Regions from separate parts of the Mus musculus genome. Here region 1 is linked to region 2. A link is a loop called in an ENCODE intact Hi-C map of the cell type or tissue named here. Cell type or tissue: heart. All regions are shown on one strand. Links, peaks and the distances in the headings refer to the core of each region. The heading gives the core; the rest is flanking DNA.

Region 1 (15,468 bases), core at 3,705-11,704, 67 kb before region 2:
ATTCCTCTGCTCAGAGTTTTCCTGTAGCTTCCACATGGTCTTTCTCAAACGTATCTCACCTCTGATTCACTCGGTCAGAACTAGGAACTAAGGTCTTGTGCCTTACTGAGTATGCAAGACAGTTTTTGTATTTGAGCAATCTGCTTCATAGTGTTAAATCCCAACGTTTTGTAGAGCATCCGTACTTCTCTTCTGAGATCTACAAGCCCATGACTTTGGATGGGTCAGCTGTCCAGTGAGCCTCCAGGATCTGCTTCTACTTCCAAAGTTATAAGCATTTAAGGCCATGCATGTCTTTTATATGGGTGCTGGGGATTTGAACTCAGTTCCCCATGCAACCAGTGCTCTTACCTACTGAGCTATCTTTCAGCACTAGGGGGTCACATAAATCTCCACAAAATAACATTATGTTTTGGCTTCCTACATATCAGTGTCCTTCACACGCCATTCCCACTACCTCCTTCCTCGAATGCTCTGTGCAATCACCTCAATCATGTTAAGGGATTCTTTTCCTATTCCCCAATAGATCTTGCATAGAACTCCATTATAATGTAGCATGCTTTCATCTTTGCAATCTCTTATTGACACACTAAAATAGAGGACTTGAGACAATAGAAACTCTTTCTCTTTCATCCATAACTTGTGTAGAACCTAGCATTAAATAAATATTTGAGGAATTACCAAATAAGCAACTGACAGCCACATCAAGTAGAAAACATTGGCCTGGATCCTGGCTCTATTTGGCCAATAAATAGATATCTCATCACAGAACAAACAACACACCATCTCAGAACTTCTGTTTCCCCATATATAAAAGTGATAAATTCAATGTATGATTTCTGTCTTATTTGCAACATTTTGTTATAGAAAATTTCAAGCAAATTCAAGAGAACAATGATCGTGTAACAGACTCCTTGTATCCATGTCTCATTTCAACCGTTACATACTTCTGGCCAATATTTTTTTTCTATACCTCGACCCACTTCTCTCTCTCTTTCACATTATCTTAGTACTAATTCAGGATATTTCTTTTCTTCCCCCCCCCCCCTTTGGTTTTTCTTGAGACAGGGTTTTTCTGTGTAGCTCTGGCTGTCCTGGAACTCACTTTGTAGACCAGGCTGGCCTCAAACTCAGAAATCTGCCTGCCTCTACCTCCAAAGTGCTGGGATTAAAGGTGTGTGCCACCACCACCCAGCTCAATCTATCTTTTAATCCATGAATAATAATCTCTCCCCCATCAAAATTCCTTGGCAATTCTCTCTCGTGAAACCACAGCCCCATCCTGGACATCGTTCTTCATGTGTCACCCCAGTAGTTAGTCACCCACACATTGCCTTATCATCAAGCACTTTCCTCCCTCTTAATTCTGACTTCTACCGTGTGAATTATTGTCACCAAAGGGATGTTAGAAGACATGATACAGACAATGCTTTGAGGGATGAGTTACATGACTCCCCTTACACTCAAATGTCCCTGATATCCCTAAGAAAAGCGTACGTCTAAGAATTTTTTTAAAAAGAGGCATCTTGAATCTGAAGCTTAGAGTCAATTAAGGACCACAAAATGAATGCCTGTTGCCACAGGCCACTAATGTTTTATAGTTGCTTCAAATGCATTAAAAAAATTGAGGATATTATTAACAGTAATCAGAGATTAGCAGATATTTCTTATATCATAAAATATTAATTTAACTAAATTATGTTAACAATTCTTTATATTTTTGAGGAAAGACTTTGCCTATAACTTTTGTGGCAGTTTGAATGAGAAATGTCCTCCATGGGCTCCTGTAGTTGAATTCTCGTTTCCCAGTTGGTGGTGCTGCTTGGAAGATTATGGAGCCTTTGGAAGGTACTGCCTTGCTGGAGGAAAATAAGCCACTGAAGGAAGGCTTTCAGAGTTTATAGTCTCATCCTACTCCTTGCTCACTCCCTCTACTTCCTGTGCATGAGTGAAAATGTGATCAGTCAGCCTCTTAATACTAATTCAATATCCTTTTATCTTTCAATTCATAAATAAAATAATAATCTCTCCCCTTCCAAATTCCTTGGAAATCCTATATGTGAAAGCACAGACACAACCTGGACCAGCCACCATGCCAAGTCTTCCCTGCCTTATGGATGTTAACTTTCTGGAATCATGAACCACAATAAGACCTTCAAGTGCCACTAGACACCTGTGTAGTTCAAATCCCCACCTGGACAGAGATCATCTCTATTGAAAGTTCATTATGCCATTCCCCAGTTTCTTCTCACCTTGCACCCACTACATTGGCAACCACAATTGTGATTTTTCTACCACAAGTGTGTATTGGCTGTTCTGGAACATCGTGAGTGGAATCTTACAATGACAATGCTTTAGCTTGGCATGATTCTGAGATTCATCCCTGCTGTGTATGACTTGTTCCTTGTCATTGATGATCAGTATCCTGAGGAGTGGATAACCTCAGTTTGTTTAGCCACTCTCTTCGTGGTCTACTGAGGCATGTCTGTTTCTGGCCATTATGAAACATGTTCTTCCAAAAAGATTTGTACATTTTATAGATACATATTTTTACTTATCTTGAGAAGACTTGATTGAGGCATTTTAGAATACCAGTTAGTTGTTTCTTTAGTTTATAATAACTAACCATTGCTTTTTCTTAGGTGGATGCATCATGTTACATTCTCATCAATTGTGGTCATAATTATGGTTATTCTATACCCTTGCCATGCTTCAACCTTGTCAATCTCTTTAGCTTAGCTTTACTGGGTAAACAATGGTGATGGTGCTTTACTGTGATGTTGACTTTCTAGTCTCCTTCCTTGATGATTAATCTTGTTGGTCAACTGGCCTCGATCTGCAACCAACTAAAAAGACAAGCCACTGGGTACTCCTATGAGGGGTTTTCTTAACCAGAATATTTTATGTGGGAAGATCCATCCTGAATGTGATCAGCCCCTTCCAGTGGGAGTCTGGATATAAGATGGAAGAAGAAAGTTTTGTTTTTGCCTGCTTCCTTTCACTTTTGTTGGCAAGGTCATCTAATCTGCTGTTGCCATGGCTGCATTCTTCCATGGATAATTGTACTCAGTTTTAGGTTTCCAATCTGGATTGAAAATTAGCAGCTCTACAGGAATCTTCAATACCCTTAATTCCATATTGAGACTCTTAAAGCATTCGGCTTATGGAGTGAGCAACTAGAGTGCTTGGTCGATCTGGTGTGAAGCAGTCATTGTTGGACTTTCCAGACAGTATCACATAAGCCAACCTAATAAACTCTCTTTTAATATGTGTTATTGTAGTAAGTCTGTTCCTCTAAAGAACCCTGACTAATACAGTGGTATTCAATATATTTCCATGTCTTTTGGCCATTCACATATGCACTTTGGGAACTGTCTGTCCAAATAATTTGCCAACTCCATATTAGGTCATTTGTCTTTTCCTAAAATGTAGGAGTTTTGATGCTTTATTTTTAATATAAATCTTATATTATAATTTCTTTGCCAGACACACATTTTATAGATGTTTTCCTGTAATCTATTTTCTATCATTTATTTTTAATAGTGTCTTTTAAAGGTTTTGTTTTGTGATGATTTTCCCCCAATGGAAATATCTTATATTTTTGGTTGTGAGCCTAGCCTTTAACGGCTGAGCCATCTCTCCAGCCCAATGGAAATATCTTGAATGGCTAAACTAAGATATCACAACCAGGACACTAACATCCAAACACTCAAAACAGCCAAAAACAATAAATTAAATGCCAAGAAAGTATTCAAAAATCTCCAAAGATCTGGAAAGAGGGACTATGGGAAGATAATAAAATAGATTAATAGAAACTGAACAATAAAAAGGCAGGCTCAAACTCAAGGACATTGATAATCACATTACATTTTAATAGACTAAACACACCAATTACCCTAAACTTTATGAAGGAAGTTGATAAGCTGGTCTTGAATTGTGTTCAGAAATTAAAATAAAATAGTACAGGAAAAATACTGTTGAAAAAATGGAACAAGTTGGGATACTTACTAAATCTTTCTCTAGGACTTATTAAAAAGCTACACTAAGTACAGACCCACAGACCAATGTGCAAGACTCAGGAGTAAGATCAAACACACCATCGACTACATTTTTTTTAAATCAAAGATTTCCCAAGATGATTCAACCAAAAATGAATATTTTTTAAAAAACATGGTGATAATTTTTTTCTCATGAGAAAAAATTAAATAAGATATATACAAAACAGAAACAAAACTAAAGTATACTATAGAAAATATGAGTTGAAAATGAGATCTCAAGCTGCAAAGTTAGCAAAAACATCTTTGTAAATGAAATAACTGTTATCCTAAGCAGATCAGAAAGAATGCAGATACAAAAGCAAAAAGAAAAAAGAAAAATACAATAAATGAATTGCATATACAATAATGGAGAAGAGTGACACAGAGACAGACTGGCAGAAAATGCAAAGCTTGTATTAGGTAGAACCTTTGTGTCTAGAATACAGTATACATAGTTTAGTAAGAATGCAACTCTAAGAAGTGATTTGTAAGCAAAACATTTAATCAACTTTCATCAAACAAGATAGACGAGCACCTGGCAAACAGATGACCAGCTGTGGAGTATGGAGCATCAGTAAATGTTAGGAAAATAAGGTAACGGCAGAGCTAGTGGTACTGGCATACCTTGCTGGTTTCACTGACCAGTGGTGAAGTAATTGGGAAAACAACCAGACAATTATGATGGTGAATACATGCTTACCCCATTACCCATTTTGTTGATAGTGATTTAAATTAAATAAACATGTATTTCAAAATGACTCATGTGCTGGAAGGCTTATGAGGGCAGCATTACTAATAGCAGCCCTTGAAGCATACAGGCATCTTTACATAGTCTGCTATGTAAAGAAACTGTATGGTCATCAACTCTGCAAAATATCCAGCTATAAAAAGCAATGAACAGGGATAATTCTCCAAAGCACCATACTGTAGGACATCAGCTGAACTCAGGAAGACTAAAGATAGTACCTCACAGAGGTGACCAACTTCAGGGATGTGGGGTAACAGAGGCCATTCTGAAAATATAAGAGAACTTGACAGTGATATTGGTTACATGGCTATATATAATTGCCAGAATCATCAAACTGTTGTTTAAAATGGGACTAATTATTCTACATAAGTTATACCTCAATGCATTAAGAAAATGCACCAAAAAAAAAAAAAAGATAATAAGATGATCTCAATACTAAAACACTCAGATTAGAAGACATGTTTTGCTTTTCTATCGTACGGAAAAACAATTGAATGAATGGATTAGCAGGCACCCCTCCCATTCCTTCTTTTTCCAAGGAATCAATGAGTCAGTCTGGAAGAGGCTGTCATCAACAATGATATATGCCAGGACCCAGCACAACGAGAGGACAAACTGAGGTTATCACACCTAAAATTCCCTTCCAGGATTGCAAGTGATTCAGAGGAAAGGAGAGGGGCGACATAGTCCGAGGAATTCAGTAGCTTGTGAATGTCTCTCCCATTGGCACTACTTACCTTGCTAATCTCATGGGGTTTCATCACATTCTCTGCTGTTCTCCAACACAGAACCTACTCCCTTCCCCAAACATTGCCTGATCTATGCTAGAAAGGAGACCAGAGATGATAAATACCACTGGAGCTCTCTCATGTCTATGAAATCATTGCTTCATCCATGTGAAACGACAACCACACACCCCACTGTCAGCCATCTTAATACCCAATTACCAGGTAGAATCGAGACTCCCAAAGCTTAATTAACCAGTCAGATTTATGTATCAATAATATCACAGTTTACAAAATGTAAATACAATAATTTCAGAGCAATTGATAATAATAAAAGCTCTATCCCAGTAGTTCTAACCTTGTGAAATCATAATTACTTGTGGCTCGAAAACACCACGCAGGTTCACATCATCAGCCATCTTCCTTCTTCTCCTACCCTGAGATACTCCCTGACTCTGCAACTCTTAAATCCACCTTCCTTTTTCTTGTCCAATCACAGGCCTCCCATTGCCCTGATGTGATTGGACAAGGAAAATCCTGCAACTGCAGACCTCTGCTGCATATGCATCTCGGACCAGCTTGTGTATGCTGCCTGGCTGGTGGCTCAGTGTCTGAGAGATCTCAGGGGTCCAGGTTAGTTGAGACTGCTGGTCTTCCTATGGGGTCATCTTCCTCAGCTTCTTCAAGCCTTTCCCTAATTCAACCACAGGAGTCCCTGGCTTCAGTTGGCTTAGGCATCTGTGCCTGTTTCAGTCAGCTGCTTGTTGGGCCTCTCAGAGGACTGCCATGCTAGGCTCTTGTCTGTAAGCACACCATAGCATCAGTAATAGTGTCAGAGCTAGAGTTTCCCCTTGAGATAGATCCCAAATTGAGCTTGTCACTGGACCACCTTTCCCTCAGTTTCTTCTCCATTTTTGTCCCTACAGTTCTTTTAGACAGGGACAGTTCTGGGTCAGAGTTTTTGACTGTCTGATGACATCCTCATCTCTCCACTTGATGCCCTGTCTTTCTACTGGAGATGGACTCTATATAGTCCCTCTCCCACTGTAGAGCATTTCATCTAAGGTCCCTCCCTTTGAGTCCTGATAGTCTCACATACTAAGTCTCTGATACTTTCTAGAGGGTCTCCCCACTTCCCACCTCCAGAGATTGCATATTTCCATTCATTCTGCTGACTCTCAGGGCTTCTCTCCTGCCCCCCATATCTGATCATGTTTCCTCTTTTCCCCTCCCCTCAATTCTCCCACAATTTAAAAAGTTATTGGTTCCTCTCATGCCATTTGAGTCACTACTGCATCAGTCTATCTTGGAGGTGGATCTCTGTTCCAAGTCACAGGTTTTGTAGCTTTCCCTGTCTGTCTTTATCAAACATTATTTACTAAAGTCATTCTAAGTGCTTTTTAGAGATTAACCATGCAATGCTGTCCATAGACTTTTAATGTAGCCTTACTTGTCATTCCAAATTTATAAATGAGGAAACAGGGACACAGATACACTGAAAAAAATTGCTCAGACCCTGCCTCATTCCATGCTCACTTTATTATATTGTGAACTGTCTATACTACACATGTAAGAGAATGAAGAAGCTCATGAACAAGAAACTACACCCACCTCTAAAGGGACTCCAATACTACAGTCAAGGAGTCTTAAACAGGTACCCCAATAAGCCAAGAGAAGGGTTAAACACTACACTGGGTTCATGGATATGTGCAAATGTCTACATCTCTAACAAGTATGCACGATGTCCCAAAATTCAAAGCTGTATTCTTTTTAAATTAAAGCTATTTCTTTCCCTAGGAGCAATTCAAGTTTTCTCCTTCATTGCAAGATTCTGGTTGGGAATAATGTTGTTTTATTTTTAAAATTTTCCGTACATATTATACTATAAACTCCCTGAAGATGAGCATACCATTTAATGGATACCTTTAGCATTAGGAGCAAAATTAACAAGCATTTGAGTTCTGACTCTTAATAACCCTTGTTTATTTTAGCCTAAATTTAGTGGCTCCCATTCCGAAAACTTCCATTCTAATTAAATTCACATCAACATTTTACATTCATCAGAAGGAATGCAGGAAAGACCCACTGTGTTTGTCTTGCAAGTAACTTTGAGGAGACTTAAGGAGACTTCAACTGAAGTCCAACCGAGTTGAGACTGAAGAATAATGGAAGGAAAGGGAAATTTAGAGAGGAGGAAAGTTGTGTTCTTCTTCAAGAGACCCGGGGTTTTAAAGGAGGTCGACCGCCCAGAAGGGTCTTATTCCTGCTTTTTATTTCTGCTCTTTATCTTGCCTATGTACTCCAGTCAAAACACTAGCTTTCTCTGAGTCTGGCTTTTTTTTTTTTTTTTTTCATTCTGCAACCCGTAGATAATTACAGCAATCCCAACCTCTTCAAGCTGTCTCGGGGCTTAACTGTGACTGCACGAAGGAAAATGATGGAAAACTTCTAAACTTTACTACAAATATCCACCATAGCAAAAGAAGGTGGGTGCACTGCTGCTACAGCTCAGTAATCGGAAGTAGGAGTCAATCTTATCTGTCCAGAACTTAACTCTCCCTGGTAGCCCTCACCTGCCCTCACGCAGCCTGAAAGCTGAGGGACACAGCAGGAAAAGAAAGTGACCCTAAGAAGCGGGGATGAAATGAGATGCCAAAGAAGGGAGGAGAGTGGAAACAGGGAGGGCTGGGGCGGGACTGTTTAATGTTCAAAATCAGTGCCAAGCTAAATTGGAAACATGAGTCTGCCTACCTGGAACTTACCTCATCCGTATATAATTTGTAACCTGAGATCCCCTCGCAGTGAAGTAAAAATAGCAAGGCTCTCTGGCAGGTCTGTTCTCTGCACAGTGGAAGGTCAGAATGGGGAAGGTAGGACTTGGGGAGAGCCAGAAAGCTGGGCCACAGAATGCCCATCATGTGGCTTTGGCAGGGATACCTTCTCCCCTGTCTCCTGCGATGACACAGAAAATACATCCGAGGAAGTGGTTTCAGGATTCCCCTGGGAAAAGCGGGTATGCTGTCCTCCGGGCACAATTTTTGTTCTCTTTGTTTTTGTCCTAGGCACTACTGAAGTACTGAGCGCCGCCAACCCCAAGTGCTTGAATCTGAAAGAGGCAAAGGCAGACCAAGTCACAGAGCAGATAGCTGAGCTTTTCAAGACATGCAGCTGGCACCTATCTCTGTGGACGAAATGATGTGCTAACTGCCCGTCTTGCTCTCTGTGAGTCTTTCCCTCACAGGAGAGCGTGCCAATGCGGATGGTTCACTTGCATCTACTCTAGCCATGCTTTGCTTTTGATGATGCAGGGATGAAGAAAGGCTTGGTGACTCTGTGCCCCACTGCGCGGAGAAGACGGGGAGAGAAGGAAGAAGATGGGGACATAAGGAGAAGACGGGGAACTGGCTGATTTGAGATTAATAACATCAAAAATGTGCTTGGAGGGGGAAGATTTTCATTCTTTGTGATGTCCGTATATGAAATAGTATTAATAGGGTGGATGCAATTCTGAGAATTCCTAAGCCTGCGTTAGTCCTGTTAGATAACTCTTGCTTCTGCTAATCATACTCAGAGCCCTTTGGGAGATCTAATTTCTCTCTCTCTCTCTCTCTCTCTCTCTCTCTCTCTCTCTCTCTCTCTCTCTCTCTCTCTCTCTCTCTCTCTCTCTCCTTTACCAGTACATCTTAGCCTTCATTGTTATAACTCCCTTTGTTCACATAAATGGGTTTGTTGCTCATTCCTTTTACAAACTGCAGTACTCCACTAGCTGCCATTTGGAGAGAAGGTATTCTTGTTCTCTCTATCGTTGATTATAAATTGAGTTTTAATCGTTGATTATAAACTTTGTTATGAAGCCTCAAGAGACAAAGCATGCCAGCTCTCCACCTCTTTGAGAGAAAGCTGCACAGAGTTACACAGCCAAGAGGAGAGGGGAAGAGAGCCTTCCCAACCTGGCCTGTACTCCTTCCTGGCTTCACCTCATTCGCTCCATAATTCCTCAAAGGCTAAAACTATTTTTTTTAAGATTTTATTTATTTTATGTATGTGAGTACACTGTAGCTGTCTTCAGACACACCGGAAGAGGGCATCTGATCCTATTACAGATGGTTGTGTGTCACCATGTGGTTGCTGGGAATTGAACTCAGGACCTCTGGAAGAGCAATCAGTGCTCTTAACCACTGAACCATCTCTCTAGTTTGCTAAAACTTTTTTAAAAATTCACTCCATTACCCTTCCTACAAAGGGGGTTGGAGGCAGGGGCTACTGTCTTGGAGTATTTTAACAATTCAGTGACATGGCCGAGATTTTCAAAAGACCTCCCAATTCATGCTGTCCAACAGAAATGTAATGCAAGCCATGTCTGTAATTTAGACTTGCAAGTAGCCACACTTCCAAAAGGCAGAGAAGAAGCTGGGGAAATTAATTATAATAACACATTTTCTTTAATCTGATGTATCCAAAATATTATCATTTCAAGACCTAGTCACCAAATCTATGTTAATGGAATATTTTACATTTATTTTCTTTCCTACTAAGTCTCTAAAAGCCAATGTGGATTTTACACACTGAGACAGTGCACTTTCATAAGAAATACTCACTTTATATTTAGCTTTGTCAAGACTTGCAGTTGAAAAAAAATAGATTCACATACACAAGTTGTGCCAAAAGTACTTAAATATTTCCTAAAATCTGAATCAAGTATAAGTGTTTTAAATTTAAAATAATTAAGATGAAATAAACATGGAAAGTCAGTTCTTCGGTCACAGAATCCCTTCTCATGGCTCCATTTGCTTAAGTGGTTATTGTGAGCGCTGAGGGTCTTGTATCCTGAAGGAGTGCTTGCTACCAAGAGGGGACTAAGAAGTGAAGCGTTTCTCTGTTGCTGCTTTCTCTTTAATCAATTCTTTTTTTATTAGATATTTTATTTATTTGCATTTCAAATGTTATCCCCTTTCCCAGTTTTTCCTCCACAAATCCCCCATCCCATCCCCCTCCCCCTGCTTCTATGAGAGTGCTCCCCTGTCCACCCACTCCCACCTCACTGCCCTGGGATTCCTCTATACTGGGGCATTGAGCCTTCGTTGGACCAAGGGCCTCTCCTCCCATTGATACCAGATAAGGCCGTCTGTTGCTGCTTTCTAATACGCTGAAGTTTGCTTAGCCCTGCAGCTTTAACTCTGACAGCAGCATAGTGACCTCTATGAGTGTCTTGGCAATATCCAGAAAACCAAGCATTGATGTGCCATTGTGCCTGTTTCCTATCACAGACAGCCATGGCAGGACAGGTGGTGACAAGCTTCTCTGGCCATTTGAAGCATTTCTGTTTGCTATATTGGTTTTACTATATCCAACTGGTTTTTCCTAGCTTCAGTGATGAAAATGGATAGATAGATAGATAGATAGATAGATAGATAGATAGATAGATAGATAGATAGATGATAGATAGATAGATAGATAGATGATAGAGTTCTAATGCTTATAAAATGTGGGTTACAAGAAAAATTAAATGTCATTGCTTGAAGTTTATGAACTCTTATGCTAAATAAAATGTCTATGAGCCTTAGTCAGAGTATTTAAGAAAAATAAATAACATATAAACAGGAGAGGGAGAAATAATATTGCTCGCTGATGACATGGTCAGAAACATAACTCTAGAGTGTTCTAAACACGGTAAGAACTGACAACCTCACTCAGTAAGCTTGTAGCACCTAAAGTAAATGTGACAATCAGTGGCACTGCCACCATCTCAAATGGCATTAAAATGATTAAACAAGAGAGGTGAAGATATGACTCAGTGGGCGAACTGTATGGCCTACAAGTATAAAGACTGCAATTCAAATTCTCAGAACCCAAGTGAGAAAAGCTGGGTGCTGCCACACATTAACACACATCTTTACTCTCAACACTGCAGAGAAAGAGACTGGAATATCCATAGAGCAAACTGGCCAATTAGCCTAGCTAAATTGATGAGCTACAAGATCATGTGTAAAACTCCTCAAAAAGAAGATTTAAGTGCAACCTAAATCTTCATAATCTTCATAATCTTCATAGCAACCTATGAAGACATTGACATTAACGTGTAACCTGAGCATGCATATGCACAGGTGCACACACTCAAAACTGTATACATATATTACACATACAAACGAAATAAAATTCAGTAAAGTGAAGTAAAATCATAAAATACCTAGGAATAAAGTTATTGGAGGCCCTGATAGATTTTTATGCTGAAAACTATAAGATACTATTGAAAGAAGTTGAAGAAGACAAAAGTGCGTAGGTATTCCCACTTTGAATTTGAATTAATACTTGTACAATATCTGTGCTACCCAAAGTTATGTGCACATTCAGTACAATGCCATTGAAATTCCAGTGATATTTCCCCCAGAAACAATAGGAACAATCTTAGACTCTATTTAGAGCCTAAAAAGAATACAAACAACCAATATAAAACTGTAAGCATTGTGTCATCTGCCTTTAGAATATATTACAAAACCGTAGGAGTCAAAACAACATAATACTACCCTCAGCAGACAAAATGACAAATGTAGCAGGTGACAGAGCACAGAAATAACCTGCACATTCATAGTTTACTGATGTTTGACAAAGGCCCAAGACACACAATGAAGGAAAAAAAGCCTCTTTAATGAGCAGTGTTGATAAAAGGTATGCACAAAAAGTAAATAAAATTGGATTCTTGTTTCTCATTACATGTACAAGTCAACAAACATGGATAAAGACATAAACATAAGGCTGAAACTATGATGATACTGGAAATATAAGAAACCATAATACTCTATGTGCATGAGTTTGTGAATATAAGACCACAGATACTAGCAGAAAATGAAAAAAAAATTAACGGGGCTCTAGCAAACTACAAAGCTTGTTCACAAAGGAAACTCAGAGCACAGCAAATTGGCAGACCAAGATGGGAGAAATTGTTTGCAAGCCATACATTTGATAAAGGACTAATAACATCAGAATATAGGCAGAACTTGACTCAATGTTAGGAGAAAAACAGCCCAGTGGGGAAAACAAAGAAAAGACTTGAACAGATATGCCTCATGAGTCAAGCTGCTCAAAAGGCACATGAAAAACTATCCAGTATCAGGAATCATCAAGAAAATGCAATCACAGTATAATGTGCCCCAACACACTTGCAAATGTTGGTGTGCTTATGGAAGAGAGGGAACGCTGATGCTGATAGGAGTGCAAGGGTATCCAGGATAGAACGTGCAATGGTGAATCATCAATAAGCTGAAATTATAACTGCCATGTGGTCCAGATATCCTACCTTGGAGAGTTTTATCCAATGAAACCTAAATCTGTTGAAGAGATAGCTGCACTCTGCAGGATTATCCACAGTAACAAAGATTCTGAAGCAATTTTAAGTGCCTTCCATGGGTGAATGAAGAAAAAGATTATGGCATATTCACACAATAGAATAGAATTCTCTTCCAAAGAAGAAAAAATGTTTGTGGAAACATGGGTTAACCCAAGGGGTGGTACTAAGTGCAAAAGCAGGCATAGGAAGACCTACTTGTAAAAGCTAAAAATGTTGAATTTACAAAAGCATTGAAATCAAACTTGTAGAATGACAGTTGACAGATGCCAGGAATGAGGCAGTGGGGAAAAGAGATAAGACAAAGCTTGCAAAATTTTATTATTCAGGATGCTCTATGGCGTATCATGGGAACCATATTCAATAGGACCTTGCCTATTTTGATGCTGAGAGAATGGATTTTGCATGTACTCATGATAAAAAATAATCAGTATCTGAAGTGGTGGACATGGTCACTGAGCTTAATGCAATCATTGCTCAGTGTGTACATATATCAAACTTTCCAAGTAAAAGTCCAGAGTCACATGTCAGTCTAAGAAATACATACCTCACATTCTTAGAATATTTGGGAGAGTTCATGCTACAGCTATGTGAAGCTGTCTAACCTAACCCATGCATTTATAGCCTACACTGAGAAAAGCATGGTGTTAGTACACACACACAAACACACACACACACACACGCACACACATACACACACGCACACTCAAATGCACATGCGTAGGTTTTTTTTTTCTTTAATTTCAATAATGGAGAGGGTTGTTTTTTTTTTTTTAATGGTAGCTGATTTAACTATTTATACTATAATATTAGCTCTTTGTGGATCCATTTTTGGTATTGCAAGGATATTGTAGGTTAAGTCAAGTTAGGGACCCTAACAGTGCTCAGCTCTATGAAGGAAGCAACAAATATACAAAATGATCCAAACCTCCTGGGATGGTTGGTATCTCCCGTTTAGACATAGCAAGCTATTGTTTTCATGAGCACAGAACTCCTCTCTCACATTAGTAACTGTGATATCCCATTGAGGAAGTAGCTTATTGAATAAGGCCTGGTGGGACTCTCAAATCTCCATGTCCTCTTGACCAACAAGAACGTTTTTCACACTTAGGTGACCAGTTCTCCCTTCTTGAATTTGAATCTTGAAACAAAGTGTCACAGAGATTAGAAATAGCCAGTGTTGCTCCATTCTAATGCCACGCCCAGGCCTTCGGGAGGCTTTCTTTGTTCCTCCTTTCTAAAGACTGTACTTCATGTTGGGCCTCTTCTTCAATCCCAGTTTCTTTCCCTTCTCTGCTTCCTCCTCTCTTGTTCCTTCTGTTTTTTACCAGCTACCCGTGTCTGTTTGTTGCCTGGATTCCTCTCTGAAATAATAATCCTCCCCTATAAAGTATGAATTCTCTCAGGCCCATGCTTGCTTGGCCAAAATGAACTTGCCGCTCTTTCTCTGCCTATGCAAACAGAAAGACGCTTGTTAATGAGTTCATGGGGTTGAGTAACAGTCTCAAACAATTGCTGTGCCTCCCAAGAGCCCTAATTAGAGTCCTTTATTTGTCTCCAACTGAGGCAACCTTCTCTGTGGAGGTGAAGATCACAGATCTGGAGAGAAGGAGAGAATCTTTCAATTGTTCTGTCCTGTGAGAGAAACTCTTCAGAGTGATTCTAACTGGCAATATTGTAAAAATGACAGTCATAATCCTAAATCTAATATAGCTGTCCCCAAACAAATGTTCTTCCATTTTCGAGGAAAATTGTCCTCAGTCTTAAGAGTTCATTTCCCTTTCTGCTAACCTTCATTTTCCTCTGTCAACCTGTGTGGCCTCTTGCATCTCTACTTGGATTTACTGGAACAATCAGAAGAGTCAAGCTGCACTCATTGTCTGAAATAAACAAAAATACTGACAATGAAATAAAAAATGCCATTCACAGTCCAAATCTTTACAGGTATAGCATAGACATACCACTGCTTATGCAGATGATGGCAAGAAGTTTTCATGCTGAGGGAGATGCTAAGTGTTCTTCAAGCATGGCACAAAGATGCTGCCAGACGGTATCACAGTGCTGGATGTAAGCTAATTTCCTGTAGCTTTACATTTCACTCTTAATTTAAATCTCATGATTTTACTGCTGCCCCGTGCTCCATTTATCTTTCCTTGGGAATGTCTTTACTCCATAATGGCATGCCCCCCTGGAATGTTCCAGGACCTAATGGATCTTGAAACTAAGCCATAGGCACACCTTTCTCATTTTCAGAAGCTTGGAATGGCTCTGGCTTGGTTAACCAGCATCTTGTCACATACATGTGCAATCTATATCTTGTTGATAATTGATATATGTCTAGAAATCAGAAAATTTTTTTAGATCTTTCCAGTCCTACCTGAATTCTTAACATCCTAATTTGTACATCTGAAGCAGAGGAGCCTAGACGAATGGGCACTGCCTCTAACTGTTTGCCCTGGATTGAACTACAGTCTGGAAAAGCAAAGGGAAAACCTATGCATTTGGCCTCTAACCACTTTGACACCTTTCACTCATCAGTTATATTCACACAGATTTCTGTGGCATGATGGTTTTACAATGGGTAAGAACATTATGGTAGTCTCCTTATGCAGGATG
Region 2 (15,468 bases), core at 4,768-12,767:
TATATGAAAAGTATTCATGTTTAAGCAAGAAACGTCTACATTTAGGCTCCCAGCTAGCACTGAGACACAACAGGTATGAATGATTACCCAATCATTCATGCTATAACGTGTCTTCTTGCTTAATTGGAGCAATACGACCTAGTAGGATTCACTGGTTTATTTCTTCCCCCCTTGGTTGACGTCATCGTTCCTTCTTGAAGCAAGGAACTGGGGAAGAAGTCCTCATAACAATGTAGTATTAGTTCTCCAAACTGATTTATCCACAGGTGTCACTTATATGAGAGCTTATATGCAACCCTTGGAGCCCTTTTTGCCCCAAAGTCCCTCATAGGGTACCATTACATTCTTGCATTTAAGGCATTGCCTGAGTAAAATACGTGTGATACAGGGATACTCTTGAAATTTTGTGGCAGTTCAAATAATTTTAGTATAGTAGGATGTGGTGTTCATTCCTGCCTTCCTCCTCCCTTTGTTCTCTCTGACTCTCTGTCTGTCTCTGTCTCTGTCTCTGTCTCTCTCTCTCTCTCTCTCTCTCTCTGTCTCTCTCTCTCTCTTCTTTCTTCATGAAACACATAGACACTCTGGCAAGTTCAGAATCTCAAGTAGCCCCTTAAAGAAAATCTTTTTGTGGACTAATGCTAGAGTCAGAAATGTTAACTCTTAGGCACTAGAGGAGGAGGAGGAGGGTGTACTCTCTGTTGCAGAGTGCGTGGTATTGCTGAGCACATGAAGGATTTGATGCTTGGGGGAGCTCTCCTGCAGAAATAGTATTCCATACTATGAGTGCAGTTGGCCTAGGTGTCAGGATTATTGGGTATGGTATGAACCCCATAGAAGGGAAAATTACCTATAGGACTTAATAATCATATAACTCCTGACTTTTCACTTTGTGCCATCAGTGTTTCACAAATCTCCCTTGTATTCCTTCATCTCCATATTTAACTTCAGCGTTTTATCCTAAGGATGATGTTAGTCATCAGCCCAGGTTACACAGCGAGTAATTCAAAAACAAAAGCATGGACGCTGTTAGAACTCTGGTCTGCTTGACCCTTTTCACTGACCTGACTCACTGAAAGGAGGAAGCAGGTGACATCCTACAATGCTCTCTCCATTACTTAGATGCCATCTTTCCTGCTAGATTCAGAAATAGATTCTTCTAATGCCCATCTCAAAAGTGTACTATAGCTTAGATAACTTCCATTGATCTGACTTATGCATTGGTTTTATAGCATCTAGAAAAAACTGAATAACCAAGAATGCTGTGTTTTATGTGCATGGATCTCCCTGGTGAAGTGCAAAGTAATTGTCAGGTAACACTGCCAGATGCTTCCTAACGGTGAGAGGATGAAAAAAAAAAAGTGGTTCTCAACCCTCCTAATGCTGATATCCTTTATTACAGTTTATCCTGTTGTGGTGATCCCTGAACATAAAATTATTTTCATTGCTACTTCATAACCATTATTTTGCTAGTGTTATGAATTATACTTGTATTAGTTAGGGTTTCAATTGTTGTAAAGAGGCACCATGACCAAGGCAACTCTTAAAAAGAATAACATTTAACTGGGGATGGCTTACAGGTTCAGAGGTTCAATTCACTATCATCAAGATGGGAGCGTGGCAGCTTCCAGGTAGGCATGGTGTAGGAGGAGCTAAGAGTTCTACATCTTGTTCTGAAGGCAAACAGGAGAAGACTATATCTTTCAGGCAGCTAGGATAGGGATGTCAAAGACCATGTTCACAGTGACACAATTCCTCCAACAGAGCCACATCTCCGAATAGTGCTACTGCCTGGGCATAGCATATTCAAAGCACCACAATAATGTAAGGGTTTTAGATAAAAGAGGTTTGCCAGATGGGTCGCAACCCACAGGGTGAAAACTGCAGTTTTATGGATTAGTAAGCATTAGGAGAATTCTAGAAATGACAAAGGATAGTGCTGGACTTCAAGAGGGAAGGAGATAATGTCAGGAAAGGCAGAAATGAAGAAAGTAAGGAAAGAGAAAGGAGGAGGTAGGACAATTTGGGACAATTAAGTAAGGAAGTAGGAGGGATGGGGGGAAAGACAGGGAGCAAACAGAAAAGTCATCAGAAGTATCTGTAGACAGCTGAAACTCTCTTAAAGTGACTCCAAAGCCCTACATTACCTTTATAATATGTGTTGTGATGTTAAGGACTTTACAAACTTGCTTGGACATTGATCCATAAACACAGATAGGAAAATGAAGACAACAGATGTAGGTGGAAATCAACATTTAAAGACTACTATAAGTTTCATAGAACTTTGAGTGTTTACAAAATAACCATAGACTCCCTTTAATATCATGCTCAGTACATGCTTATAACGTTTTCTGTTGCATTTTGCCATCATGTTACACATAATGGCTCTTTCTATTTGTGGATATCATTGGTATTAGTCCAAATTATATCACAGGAGCTCTTAGGAAGAGTAGTGAGCTACAAAACATCTTCACAAGAAGAGGGAATATAATTTAAAAGTATAATAAAAATATCTCTCTCTATATATATATATATATAGATAGATATAGATATAGATATAGATATAGATATAGATATAGATATAGATATAGATATAAAATAAATGGAACGCAAGGCCTTGCTATTGTCAGGCAAATATTCTACCACTGAGCTATGGTCCTTAATTTATATTCCCTTGTCCTGCATCAAAAGTCAATATGCTTAGAGTTGGAGAGATGGCTTGGTGGTTAAGAGCACTGGCTGCCCTTCTGAGGGACCCAGGTTCTATTTTCAGCATCCACATAGCACACAACTGTCTATGACTACAGTTCCAGAGACTGTGATCCCCTTTTCTAGCCTCCATAGGCACCTAGCATACATATGATGTCCAGATATACATGTAGGCAAAACATGCATACAGTTAAAAGTAATAATTTTTAAACTGCATTATATGAAATTCTCCAAAAATTAATAAAAATATCTTTTAAAGTACTTACATATACATATACATATACATATACATATACATATACATATACATATACATATACATATATATTCCTTGCCTGGAAACATTTCCCCAAATATTCAGCCTGGAAACCTTATGATTCTCAGTCAAGGGTAGTCTGAAATTGAGATTCACTTAGAGACTTGGTGCTCACCACTTAGTCTCATGAAATCAGCATTTTATCAAGATGTTTGCTCGTGTTCACCCAAGGCAGCCCACAGTTCTCCTTTGGGCTCTGTCCTTTCATTGTCTTCCAACTAACGTCACAAATGCATGGTTACCTACACATAAGCAGGAGTAGTACATCTCAAGTTCACATAGAAAATATGAACCTTTTGAATTCAGTCTCAGCAATCCAGCTGTAGATGAGTCTTTAGAACCTCAGTTCCATGGCATACACTGGGACATATAATTCCTCCTTTTTTATTGATTATTTTATTTACATTTCAAATGTTGTCCTCCTTCTCAGTCTCCCCTCCACGAACCCACCAACCCCTACCCCTCCCCTTTCCCTCTAAGAAGGTGCTCCCCCACCCACCCAGCCACTCCTGCCTCAACCCCCTAGCACCCCACTTTGCTGGGGCAACAAGCCTCCACAGGACCAAGCCATTCCCATTGATGCCAGATAAGGCAATCCTCTGCTACATAGGAGCACCTATGGGAGCCAAGGACCTACCTCCTTTAAAAACTTTATGCAAGGATCCAAGACACAATCTATGTAAGTGCTTTCTGGACCTAGCTTTTCATAAATCAGATCTGGAAAATAGAACTTCTTGTTTTAAAAACCTAACTCTATCTCCAGAGTGGAACACTAGTCTGGTCACCCAGAGTCTATCAAGCAATAATCGCAATACTTTCTCTCTCTCTCTCTCTCTCTCTCTCTCTCTCTCTCTCTCTCTCTCTCTCACACACACACACACACACACACACACACACACACACAGTGCTGATTGTTATAGAGATTATATGTTATATCTTATATAACTTATATATTTGATTTTAAAAGAATGTGATAGATCCACAGTGTACATTAGAAAACCAAAGATAATTAACATCAAGGATTTTTTTTTGAATTACCAATATCACCTCTTCTGGTGGTTTGAATATGCTTGGCCCAGGGAGTAGCACTGTTTGGAGGTCTGGCCTTGAGAATGGTATGGTTTTGTTGGAAGAAGTGTGTCACTAAGGGAATAGGCTTTAAGACCCTCCACCTAGCTGCCTGGAAGCTAGTCTACTCCTAATGGCCTTCAGATGAAGATGTAGAACTCCCAGATCCTCCTGCACCATGCCTGCCTAGAAGCTGCCTTGATAATGGACTGAACTTCTGAACCTGTGAGACAACCCTAATTAGATGTTGTGTGTTCTAAGAGTTGCCTTGGCCATGGTGTCTGTTCACAGTAATGAAACCCTAACTGAGACACCTCTCTAGAAGGATATTGAGTCACACTTTGATCCTTTCATAAGTGAATACAAGGATTAAGCTAATTTGCTTAAACCATGTTTTTCCTGGAAATGACATTGCTTCACTTGTTGATTGCCTTTCAATTCAGAGGCCTAAATTATTATTGCACTGTTCTTCCTGTGAAAAAATAAAGTGAAAAGAATCTCATTGTTCCCCAAGTCACAATTGAATAATATGTTTACCAATGGCAGTGTCTGGGGTACCTTAAAGAGTATATAAGAAAAGATTTCAATTTCTTTTTATCTAGCACAAAGATTTTAATGGTGTATGGTGTTCGAGGTACTATACCTGGGACTCTATTTCCCTAGAGATGAAGAAATTGGCTCGTTATTTAAAAGTTACCATCGATACAAGACACACTGGAGTGGGTGGGTCTTCAATGTGTTCATCAACTCAGGCAGCTTCTTAGTTTTTTAAAGAATGGCTCATTGCAACCATGTCCCAGTGATATCTTGTTAGAGTCTGTCAGCATCAAGTGTACCAAAACAATGAACACACACACACACACACACACACACACACTCACAATTCCATTTTATACTGGCCAGGGGGACAAACATATGCATACTAGTGAATTTGTTTTAAAAATAAAATGCAAATGAACAAAGCAAACCAAGAAGTTTTGAAATTATAAAAAAAGTCTCCTTTGCACATTTTGAAAATTATATTTTGAAATCTTGAGTTTTTTTTGTTGTTATTTTCATTGTGAATTCTTTCTGCTTAAGAATAGAGCAGTAAATTTGGCTAACTGTCTCGGAAAGGAGAATTCCTGGCAGAACATAGTTATGACTGCATAATCAGTTTACCCTACCCATTCTCTAGTTTACAAAGATATTTATTTTTTAAAACAAATCTATGCTTCATTTGGTGAGAGACAATAATACTTCCTGAAAAGTTGTCAGTTTAGGGATTAACCTCTGAGCAAGTGACATTCAGTGACCCAACTTGGACATAATACAGGAACCCCAGTTTAGGATTGTAGCTCAGCAGCTGAACACTTGCCAAGGACATGTGAAGCCCTAAGTTCAATTCTCAGTGCCACCAAAACAAATCATTGGAGAGACATACAACATACTCTTGGTTTTTTTTTTTTTTTATGCTGCCAAAAACTGGGGCTAGATTTATATTTAATAATCTGCTTATTTAACAAACCTGTGCGTATGATTATACTGCATCTGTTTCTACATACACTTTTTGACACAATTGTGCCGCTTCCTACATTCCTACTTCCAAATAGCAACTAGCAGTTATGTGTAGTTAGACTTCTCAAACTCAGACCCCACATTCCTTTTCATCCTGTCTTCTGCACAGAGCTCCAACAGTAGGGCTCTGTCCTTCCTCTTTGTCCACAGCCTGCCGTCCATGCCTTGGCTCCTCATGAACTCCTGTTTCTCTCCCTCACTTCCTACCTGGGAAATTCCTTTATCTCTCCTTAGACCAAAAGTAAATATTGCCCTCTCTATAAACCCTGCTCTGATCTCTGGACTTTCAGGGGTAATTAATCACTTCCTTTTCTGTGATATTCAATATGGTAGCTCTTATCACTTCCAATCTTTGAAAAAACAATTACCTGTAAATCTATCTCCTTTACTAGACTATGGGACCCTTGAAACCAAAGATATCATCTTAATCATTTTCATTTCCATAGCATAGCAAAACCTTTAGTGCACGGTAGGAGAACAACAAATATTTGTCAAATTCATTAGTCCTGATTTCTATCACATGTTAGCATAGTAGATAAAACCCAAACCATGTGGTCAGGGCCTTGGCTTGCCTTACTCATAGCCACCTCCTAGCATTGTATACACAGCAAAAAAAAAAAAATGCCAATATGTTTGATATCCTACATTAATGTTTTTTTCCCTTAAGGATCATAGTAGTATTCCAAAGCTGACACACAAGACAACATAGGGGGAAACAATACATATTTGTTCATACACTCAAAAAGACATATATAGTGAGGGAATGAATCAGTAAGTTTTTAAAGCCTACAAAGAAATCACCAAGTCAGGACTACGTTGTATACACAATAAAAAAGTATCTTAGGAAGAAATAATATCAATCTTACACAAACTCAGAACATAGTTACATGAATACATCTGACTTGTTTTGTGCTCTATAATATTAAACTGATACCAAAGGCCAATTAAGACATTCCCAGAAGACAATGATACAGATCTCTGGAAGCAGGACAAAATTTACTAACTAAATAATAGGATACCTAGCCATATACATACAAGAAGAGAAACAAGTTGTGCCCTAATGGGGTCTTTTCAGAGTGATAATATTCCAAAGTCAATGGGTGCAACATTTAATAAGAACAGAGGAGTAAAGAAAAAGCTGTGTGATCACTCGATAAACCAATCAATAGCATTTGAAAGAATTTGCTGCCGGTTCAAGATAAATACCCAGAAAACTTGGAAGGAAAAAGAACATTCTAAATCAGAAAAGGACACGTATAAAACCCACAGCTAGGGTCAATGATGACAAAAATTTTAACAAGTTCACTCTTAGTTTCAGAAAAAAAAAAAGAAAAAAAACAGCCTAAATAACTTCCTCCACCCTTCCTCCACCTAATTTCATTCAACACAGTACAGAATAAAGTATGATAAAGCAAGAAGAAGAATTTAGAGGTGTTGGACAAAGAAGTAGAAGAAGTGCTTCTAACTCACTGTGAGCATTAGTTTACACAACTGTGGAAGGAGAACTACAATCACAGTACATTTTATCTCAATTGATTGTAGTCAACTTTGTTGTTGAATTCAGAGGGTACAAACCAAACATCTGATGGGATGATTCGGTTGGAACTCACAGCAGAAGCGAAGATGCAGCAGAAGGAAAGCTAATGCCACAGGTTTACAGCCTGGGCCCTGGAGCATCTGACCTCACTCACCATCACTGTGTCTTCCCCTAAAACTCTCTAGGATAATGTTTAAATCGTATTTTCTCCTGTATGCAACTTTTGAGTAATTTCTCTATTGTACCCCCAAAGCTTAATTTATATTGCATATTGAGGTAGGATGGATTTCTTAACTGTTACATGAATTTAAAGAAGCAAGACTATAAAAGCTAGTCATTGAAATGGAGAGGAAAGAGACACATTGTGCACGATGAACAAATTATGTGTAGGTAAGAAAACTACCATTAGTTCATGACCTAACACTTTGGCTAGCCTTGCATTACCTCATTTCTGGACTATAAGAGTATTACAAGGAATGAATGCTCATTTGTATCACTGTTGTCATTGTCATTTCACACAAGAAAAGATGTGAGATAGTCATTCCCAAAGTCCTACAGCTAACATCCAGCATAAACAATTATGATGTTAATGCATAGTTCTTATGTGAAGAATATATGGGGGGGGTGGTCACTCCATGTGTTCAATTGTTTTTTAATGTTCAAGTGACAAAATAACGAGGAAAATTCTGCTAGGCACAAAGAGGTAAAACTAAATGGCAAACTGTGTCTAACTAGTAAATCTGGGTACCAATTGTCTTTAGTCTGTTATTGTTACTTTTCTACTTCAGTGTTTGGATGGAGTACATTTAAGGTACCATCGCCTAATCACCCTTCTCAGCAAGCTCCTGGTCATTCTCTAGGTCTGTCTAAGGACAAATTTCAAACTAGGACTTTAACACTGCCTGGCTTTGAAGAGCACTTAAGCTTATAAAGAAATAAATTGGTACATTGCAGTGTCAGGTTAAATAGATGATTTATTGACACTTCTTCAGACCTACTTGAGGTTATTTTTTTGTGGCATGTATCCAAATGGAATAACATCAAGGATTTTACACAGGATCTTTCTACACCAATCCTGGCATGAAGTATGTTACAGCGTATAACCTTTCCCTTTCAAGTGAGGCCTGGCCATCATTTAAGCTAAAACTTGACCAGCATCTGAGTATTTAAAGAGGCATATTTGCACCAAGCAATTTGCAAGCCATAGGCAAGGAATCTGCCAAGGACTTTGCATTGTGCTACTCTGAGGAAATGTAAGTGACCAGATAGCTATTAATGTATAAAGAGTATAATAAAGAATTTTGCTATGTCAGAAAGAGAAGTATAAGGAGATGCTTCCATGACTGTGTGTATGTGTGCGTGTCTGCCTGTCTGTGTCTATGTCTGTGTGTGTCTGTTTGTGAGTGGGTGTGTGTATCATCTATGTCTGTGTATGTGTCTGTCTATGAGTTTATGTGTGTGTGAGTGTGTCTATGTCTGTATGTGTCTGTCTGTCTGTGTTTCCTTACAGATGGCTTGGGTAATTATGCTTGCTCAGCTGGATGTGCCAGCTACGCTGAGGTCCACAATGTTCCCAGAGCATCTAAAATCACCACTTGAATGACAGGCTTGTGGTTCTGCAAGGTCTGATCAATCCAAAGTCTCCCGTTCTTCATTTCCCAAGACACATGAGAGTTTAGATTTTGGAAGAACCTGGATGTTTACATGCCCAATTTTCACCTTCAGAAAAACAGTATGCTGCCATAGTCGATATCACACACACACACACACACACACACACACACACACACACACACACACACAAATGCACAGTCAAAACTTGGTCTCTCTCATCTTCTCTTTAACCTAAGTGGTCCCCGTTCCTATAAGAATTTTTTTTATTCTTTTTTTTTTTTTTTTTTTTTTTTACAAATCATTTAATCCATTAATCTTTTTGCATTTCCCTTCAGTTGTACATTCTTTCTCAAGTTACAAGGTTCAAAATGGGACACGAGATTCTAAATAAAGACCTACCCACCAAGGCCAGCAGGCCTATGTATAGATGGAGTTGAAAGCTGCCAGCCTAGTTTGATTTGAGATACAGACTTGCTCCAGCTCTCCTCTTCTGCCGCATTGCTCACTCACCCAAAAATAGCTGCCCTATCTTGCCTGCCAACCTGATTTTCCATCCCAACACTGCAGGGCCTTGGGAAAGGGGGTAAATGAAACTCAACTAATAATTTCTAAAGAAAGTAGAGTTGGCTGGATCCTACGTATACTATTTTCTTTAAATTCTACAAGTATTGTAACATAAAGAGGGCAACTGGTATTCTGTACATAGACATAGCTATATAGTCAATAGATGGAGATTTAAACTCTGCATCCAAGCCAGGAATTTTGCATGCCTTCAATTTAAGCATTTGGGAGGTAAAGGCAGGAGGATCAGTTCAAAGTCATCTTTGTCTACATAAGTCCAAAACTACCCTACTGTTTCAGTTTCAGAAAACCTGACTGAACTAATAATTAAAGATAAAAATAGTAATGATAATAATAACGAAACATCGTTCACTAGTTGTAAGGTCTTAGCTGGTTTGTTTATCCTCTCAAAGACTGGAGGTCCCTAAGCTAAGAATCTATTTCAATGTCTTCCATTTGCCAACATAGTGCTCAGTGTGTGCATCATTCCTCTTTTCCAGAGGGGAAAACTGAGAGTCGGAGAACTTCAACTGTTTGGCTCGGGGCACAAAACTGAGAAGCAACAGATGCTCGTGACCCTCATTCTGCCTTCAGAGCTTCCCTGCTTTACAGTGCTGTTTGCAAAAGGTAGTTGTTGTTAGCTGTCTGGGAGGAGGAGTATAAAATTTCATCTACCACAGTTTGAAAGTATCCAGATTGGGAGCTAAGAATGCAGCCTGCAGCAATGTAAGGAGAAAAGTCAGTCAGCCGTAAGGGTAGAGAGAGCTAAGGACAAATAAGCATGGAAGGGAGGTGAGAACAGAAAGGCCTCTGGGAAGCTCACTGCCCAGGGCCACTGTCCATAGACATTATGTACAGAGGGCAGGACAGAGCAATGCTAGAAGCAGATGCCACCTTTGCTGTGACAGCACAGAAAGCAGTCCATATTCTTATCTAGCTCCCCTTTTGGGATTATTTCATTTCTTGAGACAGGTAAAGAGAAACATGATGCTACAAGTGAAGGCAGACAGGTGGTAATAAGCCGAGGGAATTGAAGTTTGAAGGTGACCCCCTTTATTCACCCTCCTAGAATTTGTCCAGAGTCTGTTCCTCTATGGGAAGTCTGTTCTGTTTTGAATCATCAGACAAAATGTGATGACAAAGCTGATAATTCTAGTCACTGCCTCCTGCACTTGTAGCATCATGACTGTGTGTAGCTCTGTTATCTGTATCTCAGTTTCTTTACCTATGCTATGAGGATAATAAGAGTATCTACCATAGATCTAGGCCTGAGAATGTAATTCAGTTGATACAGTGCTTGCCATCATGTGTGAAGACATCAATTTGATCTTCAGTACCAAATAAAACCAAGTGTCACGACTCATAGTTGTGACCCCAGCACTGGGCAAGCAGTGGCAGCAGGATCAGGAAGGAGTTCAAGGTTTCTTCTAAGTAGGTCAAAGACAATCTGAGTCCATAAATCCATAGATCCATAGGGTTCAATAAAGAGTCACTGAGATCCATTAGACAAGTAACCAGCACATGACAGGTCTTAGTGTCTTTACAGTCAGTGGAGAACTGACATTTAGGTTGTATGGTGGCTTGTTCAAGCTTTCTCCTGCCAGTAAACAGAGAGGTTATAACCCAGATGGAGACCGTGTGGCTCTGAGTCTAGTATTCTTCCTCACCAAGCTGTTTCTGTTGCAGGAAAGGGGTAGTAGAGAGCAAAGCTCAGGCTGTGATCAAATGGCTCTTCCCAGATTATCTGATAGTTCATCCTATTGCTTTATAGGCATGATGGCTTGGATGCTATCTGCATGCATCCTATGCAGTCAATGTGACTGAAAGGACACGAAGGCAAACTGTCAACCTACTTCTTCAGTATATTGAAGAGGCCCTGAGAAAGAATGCAAAAGGAAGACTAATTCACAACACCCTAGTTTTCTTCCTAAACATCACTGGACAAATTACTGGACATGAAGCTGCTAGAAGCTTTGATTCACACTGAATGGTAGAGGTGTTACCAGGCACTTTTTATTCTCACCACTGAACGGGAAACAGAGTGGAAGATGGGTCCTGTATAAGACAACAAAGGATCCCCTTCAGGTGGATCAACTTTTCAGTCTTCAGCTGTTTACTGTGTAGCTGCAGAAATGGCTAAAGAAGCAAAGAGATGAATAAAAAGAACGGCAGAGATGTAACAAGGGTATTTATGAACTAGCATATTTGTGAAAGAATGTCTTTCAAATTATAAGGTAGTTTAAAAATCATTTCTCTCAACCCTTGCTCCTCAATACTAAGGGACTTAGCACTTTGTGTGTGTGTGTGTGTGTGTGTGTGTGTGTGTGTGTGTTTATGTGTATACACCTGAACTTAATGTGTACTTACATTTGCATCTGTTGGGTGGACCTAAAACATACAAAGAAGCATGTCTACTGTTCATATCGGTAAAGATAGTTCAAAAACTGTGAAGAGCCCACCACTGCCACAATTTCTTGGAGGTTCTAGTAGCCACATTGGATGGTCCCATGTAACATTTGGAGCTTTATTCTAGCAAATGACATCAGGGTTCAGGACATACTGATTTGAAACCTGAAGCACTGGCATTTTCATAGGTTAAAAACTAATTGTCATCAGCTCTGTTGTTGTGCAGTTCAGTTGTATATGTTGCAGAGATAATGGAGACAAATCTTGGAGGAAGATCAGTCTTACAAAAGTGCAGGAAGGCTTCCCAAGAGACAGATACAAATGGAAGTTTTAGGGAGTTGTGTTACAAAGGACCATAGATGTGTGCATACAAAATCTGCAGGAAGCATGCCTAGACAACAGGATTGAGAAGCCCACAGAGATACTGTCCCAACTAAAGGACTTAGAAATAAACTCAGGAATAATATGAATGCTTATCATCTGAGGGCTGCTTCCCCAAAGCAATCATCATTGCCTTCATCCACCTCAAATGCAGCTCTTTAGGGGAAATATGGAAAGAACTGAGCAGAAATGGATCACTTTGGTATGAGGTCCTGGGCTTTCCAAAACATAGACAGAAAATCTCTAACAGAGAGGAAAAACAATGTCGAGTGGGTCAGGGTCCTTTCTATGATCCATCACAAGCAATCAAATATTCCAGTTGTTTTCTCTAGCACTTCAGTGTCCCTATAGAACACTGTATAGAACTGTGTTCCTCACCTGGGTGGCCCTAGGAGTCATGAAACAGAAAGGGAGAGGTGACCAGCAGAGTTTCAGGTGAGGATTCTGTTTTCATGAGGGATTGCTTTTTCACATAATTTAAAAGTTATATCAAATCTGATCATCCATTGTTAAGATTTAGCAAGGTAGAGTGAGTGCATGTAGGCCTTTGTGGTGCACAGACGTACATGTAAGCCAAACACACTTGTATACATAAGATAAATCTCTTTGTTTTTAAAGTCAGCCTCTTAGATGAAGGGGCAAGTAATGGTCCTGCTTCGGGCATGCAGGAGGTTCTGATTTAAGCAGCACAGTTAGAAAGACCTCAGCCCTTCATGGACACTGCTTCATTCTAAAACTCAAAAAATGAACTCAAACCTTGGGTCAGCTTTTCTGCAAAATCTCAGCCCGTCTTTGGAGGATTTTCCATGGGAGCTTCTTTCGTAGAGCAGAGACCAACATGGAGAGGACACAGCAGCCAAGTTCTGAGCCAGGCGTGCTTCCTCAGCAATAGGTGGTAGAGAGTAAGTGTTCTAGACACCATCACAGGAAATTCGACACTTCTACTCCTGCGAAGTGACAGTTCTTCACTTTTGTGATCATCTCCTACCCTGAAAATAAAGCTAACCAAGTTAGGGTTTTTCCTCAAGGCCACGGACCAAGAACCTCAGCCAGTATCAACACAAGACTGGTGACTGATGGCCACAGGCATGAACAGGAATTGGGACATCCTCTGTCTAACAAGCCTGGGACGCCACAGGCCTAAGCCCCAAACCCCCAAATCTGTCTGGCTTTCACTGAGCCTTGAAATAATGGACTTAAAGGACCATAAATTATCTTCTTCAAACTAAAAGCTGCACAGAGCAATTCATAGATGAGGCTGTCAGAGGAAACTTCCAGAAAAATATAGGGACAGAAATATATGATCCCAAGGAAACCGGTTTCCCCATTTGGAGAAGCACTACATTTTATTCTAATTTTCCCAGAGATGCTTAAAAACAAGAGCAATGTCTTAAATATCTTTATAACACCATACCTGTGACAATGCCCAGACAGTTACTAAAAAACAGTGTGTGTTTGCTATGCATGAGTATCTTTACAGCATGACTTTATAGAGCGATGAAAATATGCCCTGTCTTAACATTAAAAGCATCACATTCCTTTTCCTCAGTGACAAAGAGCTCTGACTCCAAGGAAGAGATGTGATATATGCTTCTTACAGTCCAGCCATCGAGTTGCATTTGGTACCAAGTATATTCAGTGTGAGGAAAAATGCACACACACACACAAATAGATACCACTTGCCAGGATACCGTATATGATCAAAAGCTACTACCTATTGTCGATCTAACTTCATTTCAATTGTGTCCACGTGCTTATGTGTAGAGTTTTGCTTGAAGAAGGGTATAGTAAATGTTTTAAGGTTACGTAAGGTCCTAACAAAACTGAACAACTCGTTGCAACATGAGCCCCACAGGTTTTTAGAAGCCTTAAAAGAAACAGTAGATTGGCTCCTGGTCTCCATTAACTCTTAGTTTAGGGTCCAAGATTTCTGAATACCTTGAAAGTACCTTGAAGTTACAGAAAAGGCATAAAGAACCAAAAAGAGCACTAATTAGGAGAAGGGAGCACAGAGCAGATGAGCCATAGGAAAAAGGCATTGCACTCAGATCAGGGAAGGTAAGATAAGTTCAGAGTACCATTAGGGAGAAAAACTACTAAAGCAAAGAGCCTGCAGAATGAATAAGCAGTTTGGAGATGAACATTTTTGTAGTTAAGAAAGTTCAGGCATGCTAGCCAAGTCAAGATAAGAGACTGCCAAGAAAGGCAATACCAATAAGAGCAAGAAGAAAAGGGCATATTATTTTCCTTTTCATCTCTATCTGAGACTTTTATAGATCTTTAAAATACATACTGGAGGAAATTAATTTTTTTCATTTTTTCAAAATTTTCTAATTTTGGGAAGCCATGGCACCTATCAGCAGTATCTGCTGGCTTTAACATTAGAAAAGCCCACGATAGAAATTTTGAAGGCTAGAGTTAAGTGTCGGCTAAGCTTAGCTCTAGATTTTAAAAAAGAGGAGGAGGAAGAGGAAGAAAAAGAAGAGGAGGAGGAAAAGAGGAGGGAGAGGAAGAAGAGGAAGAGGAGATCACTTTAGTCTAAAGCTGAAATATTTATGCAACAATAGTGTAATTAGCAATATAAAGATCTCCTTTCAGCCCACACTTTCAATTTTTTTTCTTAAATAGTTAATCCTTTTTGTTAGTTAGGGAAACAAACAGTGCTATGATTTGGATTCCAAACATTGCTCAAAGGCCGGTGTATTAAAAGATTGTCCCTGGACAGATATTTTTCAGGGGTGGTAGAACCTTTAAGAAATGGAACTTAGTGAAATATCGTCAGGTCATTGGGGGTATCTTAGAAGGTGATAATGGAACCCCACTTTCTTCTCTCTTTTTTTTTATTACCAAGATTGAGACAAACAGTTTCCATTTGCTACATTCTTCCACTATGATTTGGTAAACCCAAGGTCTTATGCATGCTACACAACCACTCTATCATTAAGCCATAACTAGTGAGCTAGAATGAAATCTTTCCTCTTTATGAGTTGAATATCTCAGGTAGTTGTTACATTACCAGAAATAAGATGAACACAGAGAGATATAAAGAATAATGAGTTGGAAAGGCAGTTGGAGATACCATATGGTTACAATCAGGCTATAAACACAACTCCCTGTGATCCTTCTAATGTGGCATATAAGCTGTGTTCCTCATCTCTACTTCCCCACTCATAAGGATAGGTTGCTTTCTCCTCAAATATTCAGGTCTACAAGGCAGATTGAGACTCCATTTCCTCAAACAGTGAGGTTCACCTTGCCCATCATCTTCAGGGATGTAGGATAGAACTCAATGGCAGTAGCACCCAAGTTCCTGAACCCCAGA

The links. Hi-C counts contacts between places; a loop is a spot of excess contacts. Peaks named below come from ENCODE experiments on the same cell type or tissue, not always from the same donor. Only the 100,000 strongest peaks of a DNase experiment are listed, where the experiment ranks them.
Region 1: a loop joins it to region 2, with 2.5 times the contacts of the local background. A loop is called at or near these places in 3 of 42 quality-filtered maps.

The regions. Positions count from the first base shown.
Region 1 is chr4:82,057,518-82,072,985 of GRCm38, forward strand. Gm11264 (predicted gene 11264) reads right to left here and starts at 8,373. Exons shown (of 6, transcript NR_151604.1): 1 at 8,273-8,373. Gm5860 (predicted gene 5860) reads left to right here and starts at 7,863. Exons shown (of 3, transcript NR_040659.1): 1 at 7,863-8,523. In heart, for the core only: no CTCF peak of the experiment used is centred there; DNase peaks (open chromatin) are centred at 8,444 and 10,714; H3K4me3 peaks cover 989 bases; H3K27ac peaks cover 4,124 bases.
Region 2 is chr4:82,123,788-82,139,255 of GRCm38, forward strand. No RefSeq gene overlaps it. Among named protein-coding and RNA genes, the nearest start is that of Gm11264, 66 kb to the left of the region's middle. In heart, for the core only: no CTCF peak of the experiment used is centred there; a DNase peak (open chromatin) is centred at 9,274; H3K27ac peaks cover 2,858 bases.